Regions from separate parts of the Homo sapiens genome. Here regions 1, 2 and 4 are each linked to region 3. The links are chromatin contacts, found by Hi-C or POLR2A ChIA-PET in ENCODE. All regions are on one chromosome and are shown on one strand. The core of a region is the stretch at or near the end of the contact, and the rest is flanking DNA. Distances in the headings are between cores, read along the strand shown.

Evidence for each region. A loop is a pair of places that touch in the nucleus more often than their neighbours do. ChIA-PET counts read pairs that join two places held with the same protein, here RNA polymerase II (POLR2A). Pooled maps may share reads with other maps.
Region 1: a loop to region 3 is called in a pooled map, with 23 times the contacts of the local background. The contact joins the promoter of NIPA2 here to the promoter of NSMCE3 in region 3. A Hi-C loop is called at or near these places in 7 of 50 pooled maps.
Region 2: a map of naive thymus-derived CD4-positive, alpha-beta T cell shows a loop between it and region 3 (11-fold over the local background). The contact joins the promoter of AQR here to the promoter of NSMCE3 in region 3. A Hi-C loop is called at or near these places in 1 of 168 maps with a recorded cell type or tissue (naive thymus-derived CD4-positive, alpha-beta T cell) and 3 of 50 pooled maps. POLR2A ChIA-PET finds 5 or more read pairs at or near these places in 1 of 52 experiments (K562).
Region 4: a loop to region 3 is called in a map of CD4-positive, alpha-beta T cell, with 18 times the contacts of the local background. The contact joins the promoter of CDIN1 here to the promoter of NSMCE3 in region 3. A Hi-C loop is called at or near these places in 2 of 168 maps with a recorded cell type or tissue (CD4-positive, alpha-beta T cell and naive thymus-derived CD4-positive, alpha-beta T cell) and 6 of 50 pooled maps.

The regions. Positions count from the first base shown.
Region 1 is chr15:22,837,368-22,840,165 of GRCh38, forward strand. NIPA2 (NIPA magnesium transporter 2) reads left to right here and starts at 1,299. Exons shown (of 8, transcript NM_030922.7): 1 at 1,299-1,554; 2 at 2,288-2,423. RefSeq lists an enhancer at 1,196-1,425.
Region 2 is chr15:34,968,163-34,971,111 of GRCh38, forward strand. AQR (aquarius intron-binding spliceosomal factor) reads right to left here and starts at 1,580. Exons shown (of 35, transcript NM_014691.3): 1 at 1,377-1,580. The coding sequence starts at 1,451. RefSeq lists enhancers at 1-205, 1,374-1,523, 1,574-1,683.
Region 3 is chr15:29,268,488-29,271,187 of GRCh38, forward strand. NSMCE3 (NSE3 component of SMC5/6 complex) reads right to left here and starts at 1,335. Exons shown (of 1, transcript NM_138704.4): 1 at 1-1,335. The coding sequence starts at 1,218. The coding sequence ends at 304. The region is part of intron 2 of ENTREP2 (endosomal transmembrane epsin interactor 2); the gene reads right to left. RefSeq lists enhancers at 630-1,131, 1,132-1,631.
Region 4 is chr15:36,578,364-36,581,137 of GRCh38, forward strand. CDIN1 (CDAN1 interacting nuclease 1) reads left to right here and starts at 1,263. Exons shown (of 11, transcript NM_001321759.2): 1 at 1,263-1,598. The coding sequence starts at 1,498. RefSeq lists an enhancer at 1,382-1,501.

The DNA of each region.
Region 1 (2,798 bases), core at 49-2,548, 6.4 Mb before region 3:
GCTGAGGCAGGAGAATCGCTTGAACCGGGGAGGCGGAGTTTGCAGTGAGCCGAGATCGTGCCACTGCACTCCAGTCTGGCGACAGAGCGAGACTCTGTCTCAAAATCAATCATTCAATCAATCTGCTCTCAGTGTCTCGAGGCGGGCTTTCACCAAACGTCAACCTCACATCTATTCCGCGACCGGGTCAGTAAGGAAGGGCCCAGCGGTCGTCGAACTACCACAGCTATTTCGGCCCCGCCCCGTCCCGCCCCCAGCTTTGGACCCACCCTTTCCCCCGCTTCTTGCCCTCTTGGGAGCTCTGTTCCCCTTTGGCATCGCCCGGGGACACCAATTAAATGCAGCTTCACACTGTGACTGCCCCTGGGAACCCTCATTTTATTTTATTTATTTATTTATTTTTGAGAAGGAGTCTCGCTCTGTCGCCCAGGTGGAGTGCAGTGGCTGATCTCGGCTCACTGCAACCTCCGCCTCCCGAGTTCAAGCGATTCCCCTGCCTCAGCCTCTGGAGTAGCTGAGATTACTGGCGCGCACCAACACGTCCAGCTAATTTTTGTATTTTTAGTAGAGATGCGGTTTCCCCATGTTGGTCACGTTGGTCTCGAACTCCTGACCTCGTGATCTGCCCGCCTCGGCCTCCCAAAGTGCTGTGATTACAGGTGTGAGCCACCGCGCCCGGCCGGAACCCTCATTTATTCTATTTTTTTTTGAGACGGAGTCTCGCTCTGTCGCCCAGGCTGGAGTGCAGTGGCGGGATCTCCGATCACTGCAAGCTCCGCCTCCCGGGTTCGCGCCCTTCTCCTGCCTCAGTGTCCCGAGTAGCTGGGACTACAAGCACCCGCCACCACGCCCGGCTAATTTTTTGTATTTTTAGTAGGGGCGGGGTTTCACCGTGTTAGCCAGGATGGTCTCGATCTGCTGACCTCGGGATCCGCCCGCCTTGGTCTCCCAAAGTGCTGGGATTACAGGCGTGAGCCACAGCGCCGGGCCCGGAATCCTCGTTTTAAATAAGGGCCACGCCGGAGTTTGATTTTGAACTGATCGGCCAACGCCACCTGGCAGCATACTGTACTGCTTAACTACGCTTCCAGCTTCGTCCCTCGCCAGGTCCCGCCTGGATCCTGCGCCCCGCCCCCGTCCCCACACTCTACGCGCCCCGCCCTCCGCGCTCAGCCGACTGGGGCCTTGTAAAGGAACCGGAACCCGGCGGGAGAGAGCCCCGGGGGCGGGGTGTACGTGGTGCGGCACTGCGCGTGCGCGCGAGGCCTCTTGCGTCATTTAGCCGCGCCTAGGTTTTCCGGCGCCGGCCCTAGGTCCCGGCAGCGGTGGTGACGGCGGTGCCGGAGGTTGTCCTTGGCAGGTTTTCCTCGGCGCTTCTCCATGGAGGAGGCGGTGCGAACGGCTTCAGCCCCGAATGCTCGCATCTCCCACTGGACGGCGACGAAGGCGGTGGCCGTGCGAGCGCAGGACTGGGCGGCCTGTGTGGGGGTGTGAGCCGCGGTGCCCAAGGCTGCGCCGGCGAGGGGAAGCCGCGCGGCCGGCCGGCCGACTAGGGTGAGGTCGCCACTCCTTCCTTTCAGGCAAGCGCGAAGGGGCTGACTTGGTGGCGAGCCAGCCCGCCTTGTGTCGGAGAAGGGTTCTTCGGGCAACTTTCCTTTCCGGGTGTTCTGAAGCGGTTTTCCTGTAATCCTCAGTGAGGAAACCCACCGTGAATCGGATTGCCGTTCAGTCCCACGGAAGCCTGGCTCGTTGGCCATGTCGGGGACGCATGTTCATTAAGTTCATTAAAATAATTTCATTTGTCTTGGTGAGTTTTAGAAGGTGGCTTCAGCTGCTGCGGGGATCATAACTGACAGTTAAACAAGCCTTAGAAGTCTGCTGTGACGTTTTGAGCCTGACTGTTTTAATTTCCTTTTATAAAATCACGGAATCCTATTTCCCTCTCTATACAATTGCTCAAAACTGTGTGTTTAGTTTGGTGTTTGTGCCTCCTTAATTTCTTTTCTAGGTTGTTAGTTCATTTAATACAGGACTGCATGTTAAGTTCTGTTTCTAGAAATCCTGTGTATAGCCATGTGCCCGGTTAATACTTTTTTTAGTAAGAGGAAATATCAGAGTCGAGAGTTTCCATTCCAGTAAGCTGCCTGTCGAAGCAGTAGTTGTGCTCGATTGAGTAGGTTTTATGTTGATTGGTTGGCAAAATGAGTATGAAGGCTAGTAACCAAATTATAAAACGTACTTAGTAACTTTAAGTCTTTTGCCTACTTCTGTGTTTTCTTCTTTCTAGGCTGGAGCTACTCGGCCAGGGTTTAAGACTTTAAATGAGAATAAAGGGTGGTATTTACGAGGAAATGAGAGTGAATAAGTCATCTCTAACCTCTCCCAGCCTTTTTTTCATAAGAGAGACCATATTAAACTTACATGTAAGTTAAAATTGTAATTTATAACTAATATTGTTGCATAGTTAGGGTTGGAGATTTAGGTTCTGTAATATTTATAAGTACAGTACTGCTTTGAAAAATTATTAGCCAAGTGAGAGGTTGGAAAAAATTAAATCTAACATGTATTTAATTTTTCTGAGCCAAGGTCTTGCTCTGTCCCCAGGCTAGACGGTGCAATCTGGGCTCACTGCAACTTCCGCCTCCCGGGCTCAAGTGCTCCTCCCACCTCAGCCTCCCCAGCAGCTGGGACCACAGACGTGCGGCACCATGCCTGGCTAATTTTTGTATTTTTTTTAGAACCGGGGTTTCACCATGTTACACCGGCTGGTCTCCTAATTCTGGACTTAAGCGATCCAA
Region 2 (2,949 bases), core at 330-2,829, 5.7 Mb after region 3:
CAAGGGAGGCTGAGGTGGAAGGCTCACTGGAGCCCAGCCAACATAGTGAGACCCTATCTTGAAAGAAGAAAAGGAAGGAAAGGAAGGAAGAGATTTTTTTTTTTTTTTGAGACGGAGTCTCGCACTGTTGCCCAGGCTGGAGTGCAGTGGCGCGATCTCGGCTCACTGCAAGCTCCGCCTCCCGGGTTCACGCCATTCTCCTGCCTCAGCCTCCCGAGTAGCTGGGACCAAAGGCACCTGCCACCATGCCCGGCTAATTTTTTTTCTTTTTATTTTTAGTAGAGACGGGGTTTCACCGTGTTAGCCAGGATGGTCTCGATCTCCTGACCTCGTGATCCGCCCGCCTCGGCCTCCCAAAGTGCTGGGATTACAGGCGTGAGCCCCTGCGCCCGGCCGGAAGGCAGAAATTTTAAGAAGGCAAGTGATATGATGAGATTTGCACTTGTATGAAATCACTCGGAAAGCAACATGAAGAATGGGCTAGAGCAGAGCAAGAGGAAGGACAATATAACAGATTACGATACCTTGGTCCAGGCAGAAAACAATGGCAACCAAGCTTAGGGTGACAGAGATGTAGAACACCAGATAGATTCAAAAGATATTTAGAATGTAGAAATGTAGGGACTAAGGGAAAGGGAGGATTCAAAATCACTCCCTAGGCTTCTGCCCTGGCAAATCTGTTGAGACAAGGAATAAAGAATAAAGAAGCAGGTGGGCATGATAACTTCTACATTGAACTACTTACACTCTTATGCAATTCACAAATAAATAATAAGAATGAGGAATGATGCTGACAACCACAGGACTGTGGTTCCCTATCCAAAGCCAACTGTGGCTCACAATGCAAGATAGTAAACAGATTCTAAATGAACGCTCTCAAACTACAGAATTACTCTGTTTTTAGATAGGTCTATTTGGAGGTGTCTTGTCAGTTTCTCATCGCTGCTCAAAAACTCAGGACACTCTAAGGACCAGGAAAAAGCCTACTCCTACTTGAAGAGGCAGTCCAGCATCACTCTGCTGCGAAGCCTACTTGCCAGTCTCAGATAGACTGGGGTGTTCCCTCCTCTCTGAATCCATTGCTCCTGAGACAAACTCCAACACAGCAAAACTCATACAGTAGTTTTATTTTCATGCGTCTGTCTTCCTTGGGCCATGAACTCCCCAGGGCAGGGCAGCTTCTTTCACCACGGTATGCCCAGCACCTAGCATAGTGGCCGGCACGGAGCTGATACTCAGTAAAAAGACGTGTGTGAATCAATTAACAAACGAATGCCTCCTCCGGACTCCTAAATCCTGAAAAAAAACCCCACCACCAGGCCTCGGGGCCACGACGTCCATACCCACTCACACACACCAGACTCGCCCGAGCTCACCTGGGTCACGAACTCCGCATTGATTTGGGACACCGTAGGGGCCACGATCTTCTTGGGCTGCGCAGGGGCTGCCATGGCAGCACTCTTCCCTCCACTCCAGTGGAAACTAAAGGACCGCTCTGGGCAGCGGCAACCCTGGTCCACTTCCCTTAAGTTACTGCCGGGGCGCTTAACTCCGCGCCGCACAAACGCTCCGGGCCGGATATCCTCAGCCTTCAGAGTCCCGTAGGGAACCCGTACAACAGCCCAAGCGTTCCTCGGGAAGCGGAATGGCGTGTAGCCGGAAGTTCATGCAGGCGTTGGGGCTGAGCTAGCGAGCCAAGAGCTTTGACCTCCTCTGTACACGCCCTCTAGCGGGCGGCAGAGAGAAGACACCTCGCTGGCGGGATTAGGAGGGCAAGGGAGGGACCCGGTGGATGGTGTTGGGTGGGGTTTCTCGTGGTTAGTGAAGAGTGCCGTGTGCGGTGAATGGGGATTTAGTTTTTTTTCAACCCTAAAGAAAAAACAAAACAAAACAAAAAAAACAGCCTGGGAATATGGGCTGGGTTTTAACTGCCCTTAACAGTGTTTTAGTTTAGTTTTGTTTTTTTTGAGACGGAGTTTCGCTCTTGTTGCCCAGGCTGCAATGCAATGGTGCAATCTCGGCTCACAGCAACCTCTGCCTCCCGGGTTCAAGCGATTCTCCTGCCTCAGCCTCCCGTGTTGTTGGGATTACAGGCATGCGCCACCATGCACAGCTAATTTTTGTATTTTTAGTAGACACAGGGTTTCTCCGTATTGGTCAGGCTGGTCTCGAACTCACCAACTTTAGGTAATCCGCCTGCCTCAGGGTCCCAAAGTGCAGGGATTACAGGCCTTAACAGTTTTATGGAGGTAAAAATTGACATACAATAACCCAGCCAGGCGCGGTAGTCACGCCTGTAATCCCAGCGTTTTGGGAGGCTGAAGCTGGCCGATTGCCTGAGGTCAGGAGTTTGAGACCAGCCTGGCTAACATGGTGAAAACCCATCTCTACTAAAAAACAAAATTTAGCCGGGCGTGGTGGCGCGCGCCTGTAGTTCCAGCTACTCGGATTCAGGAGAATAATCACTTGAAGCTGGGAGGCGGAGGTTGCAGTGAGCCGAGATTGCGCCATTGCACTCCAGCTTGGTGACAGAGCGAGACTAGCCTCAAAAAATAAAAATAAAATAATAATAAAAATAATTCACATACAATAACCCACACATATTTAGGTTGTAAAATTTGATGCGTTTTGACATGAACATACATTTGTGAAACTATTGCCAAAATCATAATGAGCATATCAAAGCCTCTAAAAGTTTCCTCGTGAACTTTTGCTATCTGTGCCTTTCACTGTTCCCACCCACTTTTCAGGCAACCACTGATCTGCTTTCTGTCACTATAGTTTGCTTTTCATGGAATTTTATATAAATGAAATAATACAGTGCATGCCTTCTTTCACTCAACGAAATGATTTTGAGATGGATTCATGTTGTTGCATGTATCAGTAGTTCATTCCTTTTTTATTGCTTAACATTCGTTCCATTTTACTGATATACCACAGTTTGATAAA
Region 3 (2,700 bases), core at 85-2,584:
CCTTCTTGCATTATCTGTTCCAGATCATAGTCAAGTTTTCCAATTCGTTTTACTAAGCTAGCAAAATTTTTTATACCAAAAAGAGTAAAATCAAAACAAATGCTCCTTTGTTTATAGATGAAAATCTGGAGCAAAATAACACAACATTAAAAAAACAAAACTTTGCAAACACATCCTAAAGCTACACACATTGAAGCGTTTACAGCAATATGCTCCCTGGGTTCGTTCTCCCTTCCCCCAATCCTCTAAACTGTGCCTTTGGGTCTCAGACCCTTGTCCCGGGGGTCCCTCTGAATCCACCTTTCAAGAGGATGGAGCTGGGCCACTAGGCTGAGGTCTGGCCCTGTTCTCCTCATCTGCCAAAGCCTCACAGTACTGCGCTGGCCAGTCCTTGGGGTCTTGATTATGGACCTTGGCCACAAACTTAAGAACTTTCATCTTGCTGGTTTCCAGGTTGGTTCGCGGGCCCCACTGGAATTCGTAGTCGACGGGGTCGGTGTGGGGTATCCGCCGGTATTCCAGGTAACGCTGTCGCACAAAGTCCTCAGTAATGAGTTTCTTTGGATCTCCGAAAATTAAATGCTTCTTGGTGGGGTAGACCCCTAAGCGCCGCAGAAAGTCCCAGGCTTCAGTTTCCTTGATGGTGTTGCCCTTCATAAAGATGAGCCCTAAGACGATCATCAGGAGGCCCGTAGTGGGCGTGCCTTGGTCACCCCTCATCTCGGCATCCTCCTCCACAGGCTCCAGGGTGTTGATGAGGATGTAAGTGTTGCTCTTGGGTTCAAGTTCCACCAGCTTATACCCGAAGACGTACTGGAGGCGCTCGGCGGCCCGTTTGAAGAGGTCGGGGAAGATGTCCTTGTAGTCCCCGATGACGTGCTTCAGTATGTCGGCCCGCTTGATCGGAATCTTCTTCTGGTCTTTAATCAGCAAGAACTGCACCAGCTCGGACACTTTCAGCTCCAGCTGCTTCTGGCTCCTGGGCCCCACGGCGGGGGCGGCCTGGGCCCGGCGGGCGCCCTGAGGCGAGGGGCCCTGCGACCCCTGCGAGCCGCCCGGCCCGCGGGACGTGCTCGGGGCCTCCTCGGCAAAGCCGTCTCTGAGAACCCGGGCGTCTTCCCCGGCCCGCGAAGCCCCGGGGTTTCCGCTATGGCTCCAGTCTCTGTCCCTCTCGGCCTGGCCGCCAGAGCGGCCCCGGTTCCTCGGTTTTTGCAACATGTCTCCGGCGGCAGGTGCCGGCGCACACTCCGGTAGGCAAGCAGCCGCGGCGGGGATTGCGGGTCGGCGACCCGCTAACGCCGGTGCCTGGAGGCGCGCGCAGTGTCGGCTGAGACTGCGTGCTGCGTCATGAAGCCTGCGCCTTGCGTCAGGGCGGCTGGGCGGTGCGCCTGCGCGGCTGCGGCGGGTACCAAAAGGAACAGCGTTTTCCGTGCAGCCCTGCAGGTCCGGGCGATGATTTTTAGTATAGTGAAGTGTTGTTACCAAACCATGCAAACAGAGAGCGAGAACCGAAACTCCTAAACAAGTGTGTCGCTAAATTCAGACCACACAGGCTCAGGCAAGTTTTACAGACAGTATTATGAGTTTCTAAATCGGGAGCATTTGTAAACGGAAAGAATTCAGAGGATGAACGTGTGAGAAAAAAAAAAGGTGAAGAGGAAGGGCCGACCGTGGAAGTAAAGTAAAAACATTTATTTCTACACAAAATGTAGAAGGACATAAAAGACCCAGAGGGCTCTTAGTTTTCGTCCCTCCACCCAATTTCATACCCTCCATCCCACTGCCCCCAGTTACTTTCTCTAATGCCCCGTGGAGTCTGTTAAAAACCAAAGTCGGCTGCAGGCTTTCTGCGCAAGCAGGACTTCAGTTTCACTATTTCCGTATTTATATTCTCTGCATTAAACTCCTTTAGCTAGACAACTATGAGAAGACCACAAAAAACGTGTCAGTATTAGGTAAATGTTTTAGCTTGGTCACATGGGTTTATCTTTTGGAAAACAACTGCTTTCGTCACAACCACAATTTTAGCAGAAATGGGTAAGAGGAATGCTGCAAACAAACGTGCACTCTCAAGAGATTACTACTTAATTTGGGGCATCACTGATCAAGAATTGCAATAATGTGGAGCTCTTAAATTTCTTAATTCATAATATATTAGCTTTGAGGAAAAAAAAGAGAACACTGGGGGATTTATCTCTCATCTATGATGTGATATACAGTCTCTACTGTATATTTTAATTGTGCAACTCAAGTAGCCAAAATGAGTCATTTCATTAACTCAAACCATCAGCAGTCTGCTGCCATGACTTCTACAGATCTTAGCAAATTTGTTTCTTCTCTATTTACTTGCAAAGAAGAAACTGAATTTCCCTGTGTCTTTTTAAAGCTACCCAGAAAGTGGATAAACTCTTCAAAGAACCAAATTGAGTTCCTCTTTAATGCAAATATATTCAAAGGAAAGCAATTTAGAACACATTATCTGAGTAATAGCATCAAACACAACCTTATTAAAATTTTGTTAATTGTTAGTAGCATAACACTTTTGTTTGTAATTCAGTAGGAAAATGCAATCTGATAATGGCACTGGAACTGCAATAGTAAATGTAAAATCATATTCCATGAACTAATGCAAGTATGCTAAAATCTGGTATGCAATGAGTAATAACTTACTGTTCCACACAAGATGCAACTATATCCTCA
Region 4 (2,774 bases), core at 13-2,512, 7.3 Mb after region 3:
GGCTTCGATGGATTAAGGAATTTATTCAAGGAGGTATATCTAAAACTTCCAACCCAGGCATTATTCCAGATGAAAAATTTTAAACCACTTACAGGTTCTCTAAAGTCTAAGCACCTTTGCTTTAGTTTGCTTAAATTGTTGAAATCAGAAGAGAAACACAACACATGACCTTCTAAGAACCAAACAGATTTTAGAAAAGAGATTAAATGAGGGACTGATATCCCAACAAATTGCTTTAGGAGAACTGAGATCCATTCACAATACATATAGAAAATAAAAAAAGATTGGCTCATTACTCCAAACATTTATTGAGCGCCTACTATTTTCTGAGAACTGGGGTTACAATAAGATGCGATTTTAGACCTTGAGCAGCTAACTGCAAGGAGTGAAAGTGACTTTTTTTTTTTTTTTTGAGACGGAGTCTCGCTGTCGCCCAGGCTGGAGTGCAGTGGCGCGATCTTGGCTCACTGCAAGCTCTGCCTCTCGGGTTCACGCCATTCTCCTGCCTCAGCCTCCTGAGTAGCTGGGACTACAGGCGCCCGCCACCACGCCCGGCTAATTTTTTGTATTTTTAGTAGAGACGGGGTTTCACCGTGTTAGCCAGGATGGTCTCGATCTCCTGACCTCGTGATCCGCCCGCCTCGGCCTCCGAAAGTGCTGGGATTACAGGCGTCAGCCACCGCGCCCGGCCAAAAGTGACATTCTTTACTGCCGGCTGTTTGATGACGTCGGATTTGTTTCAAGTCTGTTTCTCAACAAGGACAAAACTGCCTTCCACGCGATGTACAGAAGTTGTAGGGCTTCCTCAACACAAGCCAAATTATGTTTACAGCGACCCTAGTGAGTTTTCCTGCTCGGACCATGACAGACTTGGTAGAGTGAAGACATGGTTTCTCGGCAGGCCAGTCCACGCTCCGAGGAGCGCTCAAACTGGCGCGTTAGGAAGTGTATTCAAATCGCGCGCTCTGGCAGGGGCTTTCGGGGGCTCACGCTGAAGGATCGCGGGGCACTCGTGAGACCTGCCGCCTGGTCTGTGCGTCAGGCCGCCCTGGCTTCTAGTAATTGGGAGAGTACAAAGCATCCCTTGTTGACCCTTTGATCCTAGGTGGGCGATGCCCTGGATTCCTACCTGCCTACTGAAACTCTGGCGCGGCGCCTTTCCAAGGGCGGCCGCTACTTCCTGGTTGGTTTGCCCTTAACTGACATGGCGGCTAGTTGCCTTCGGCGCACCACTGCGGCTGCTCAGTAAGCCAAGCTAGGGCACTCTGGTGTACAGCCAGTCCCCGCCGCGGAGGTGCCGGTGGAGCCTGGGACCGGGCGAGTCTCCGCCCCGCTTTTGCAGCTAGGGGTGTGTTTCAGGGGGGATTGGGGCAAGCCAAGCAGGCGAGGACCCGGGCCTGTGCCGCTTTGCCTACCCCTCATCCCTCGGCACCAAGGCTACTTGAGCCCCAGGGTGTTTTTTCCTTGTTCCCGCCACCTCCTGGTCCCTGGCCCAACATGATACTGACCAAAGCTCAGTACGACGAGATAGCCCAGTGCCTAGTGTCTGTGCCGCCTACCAGGCAGAGCCTGAGGAAGCTGAAGCAGAGGTTTCCCAGGTAAGTGTCCATCTCTCCCCTCTCACAGCCCTTTGCCTGCAGCAGCAGTGCCTGGGCCGCCCAGGCAGCGCTTAGGAACCACGTGTCACACATGAGTGGGGAGGAACACCAGTGTCAGGCGTTAGGAGGTCGAGGTTGGCGAAAAAAGGTTTATTCTTTCACTCGCCTTCCACACAAAACTCTTAACGGTGAGTTCATGGCAGCCTTCCAAGGCCTTGCAATTAAATTCAAGTCAACAGATATTTATGGAAAACGTGGTACGTGCTAGGTGATGGGTGAACATAGTAGGTGCTTCATAAATGACCAGAGGTTAATTGACAGATAGTAGGAATGAATGATGGGTGGGAATATGAATTGTAGATTCGAAAGGAGCAAATGGAGGACCCTTTTCAATTGGCCGTTGGAAACAAACAAGGGAGCATAGAGGTAAAGCGGCTTCATACTGTTTGACTGTGGCTTGTACTGTTAACTGTGGAATTAAGTGACCTCAAGGGTTCTCAATCCAATCAGAGAGCAGGGTACCCAGGGATTCCACTCTTGGGTCATTGGCCATTTGAACAACCAGATCTAAAGTTTCTCCATATATGTTATGCATACACACATTCCGGGTGTATTTCATACTTCCTCCCCCAAACACTTCTTTTTTCAGCGATTTTAGAATTATCCAACTTTCTAAGAAAGGACTTTGGGAATTATGTAGATTTCTCATTTTAATGAAGTGGAAACTGAGACCCCAACATTACATGAGGAACCAGTTGAGGACAACCAGGTCACTGTATTTATGTTGTGTTAAAAGCAGAGAATGTTTGTTTACTTTTTTCCTAATGAAAAACCAAATCCAAACCTGTACCATTTTGTTTTGTGGCACTGAGCATGGTTATTCCTAATGGAGAGCTTCCCCATCCTTGACGTATTCAGTCCCTGAACAAACACGACAGAAGTAATTTCTTGAGAAAAGAAAGGTAATTGGATAATAGGTATCAAAGTACAAATTGAAGCATAAGTTTAAGTTCTGTTATGACTTTGCTTTTTGAAGGACTTGGTTTTCCTAGTCTGTAAAATGAAGGAGTCTCTTTTCAATATTATCCAGATTTGATTTAGGGCAATATTTATCCCTTTATAGCCTTTAGTATTTTATCAGACTTGCTAAGAAGGAACAAAATTGACACATAATTT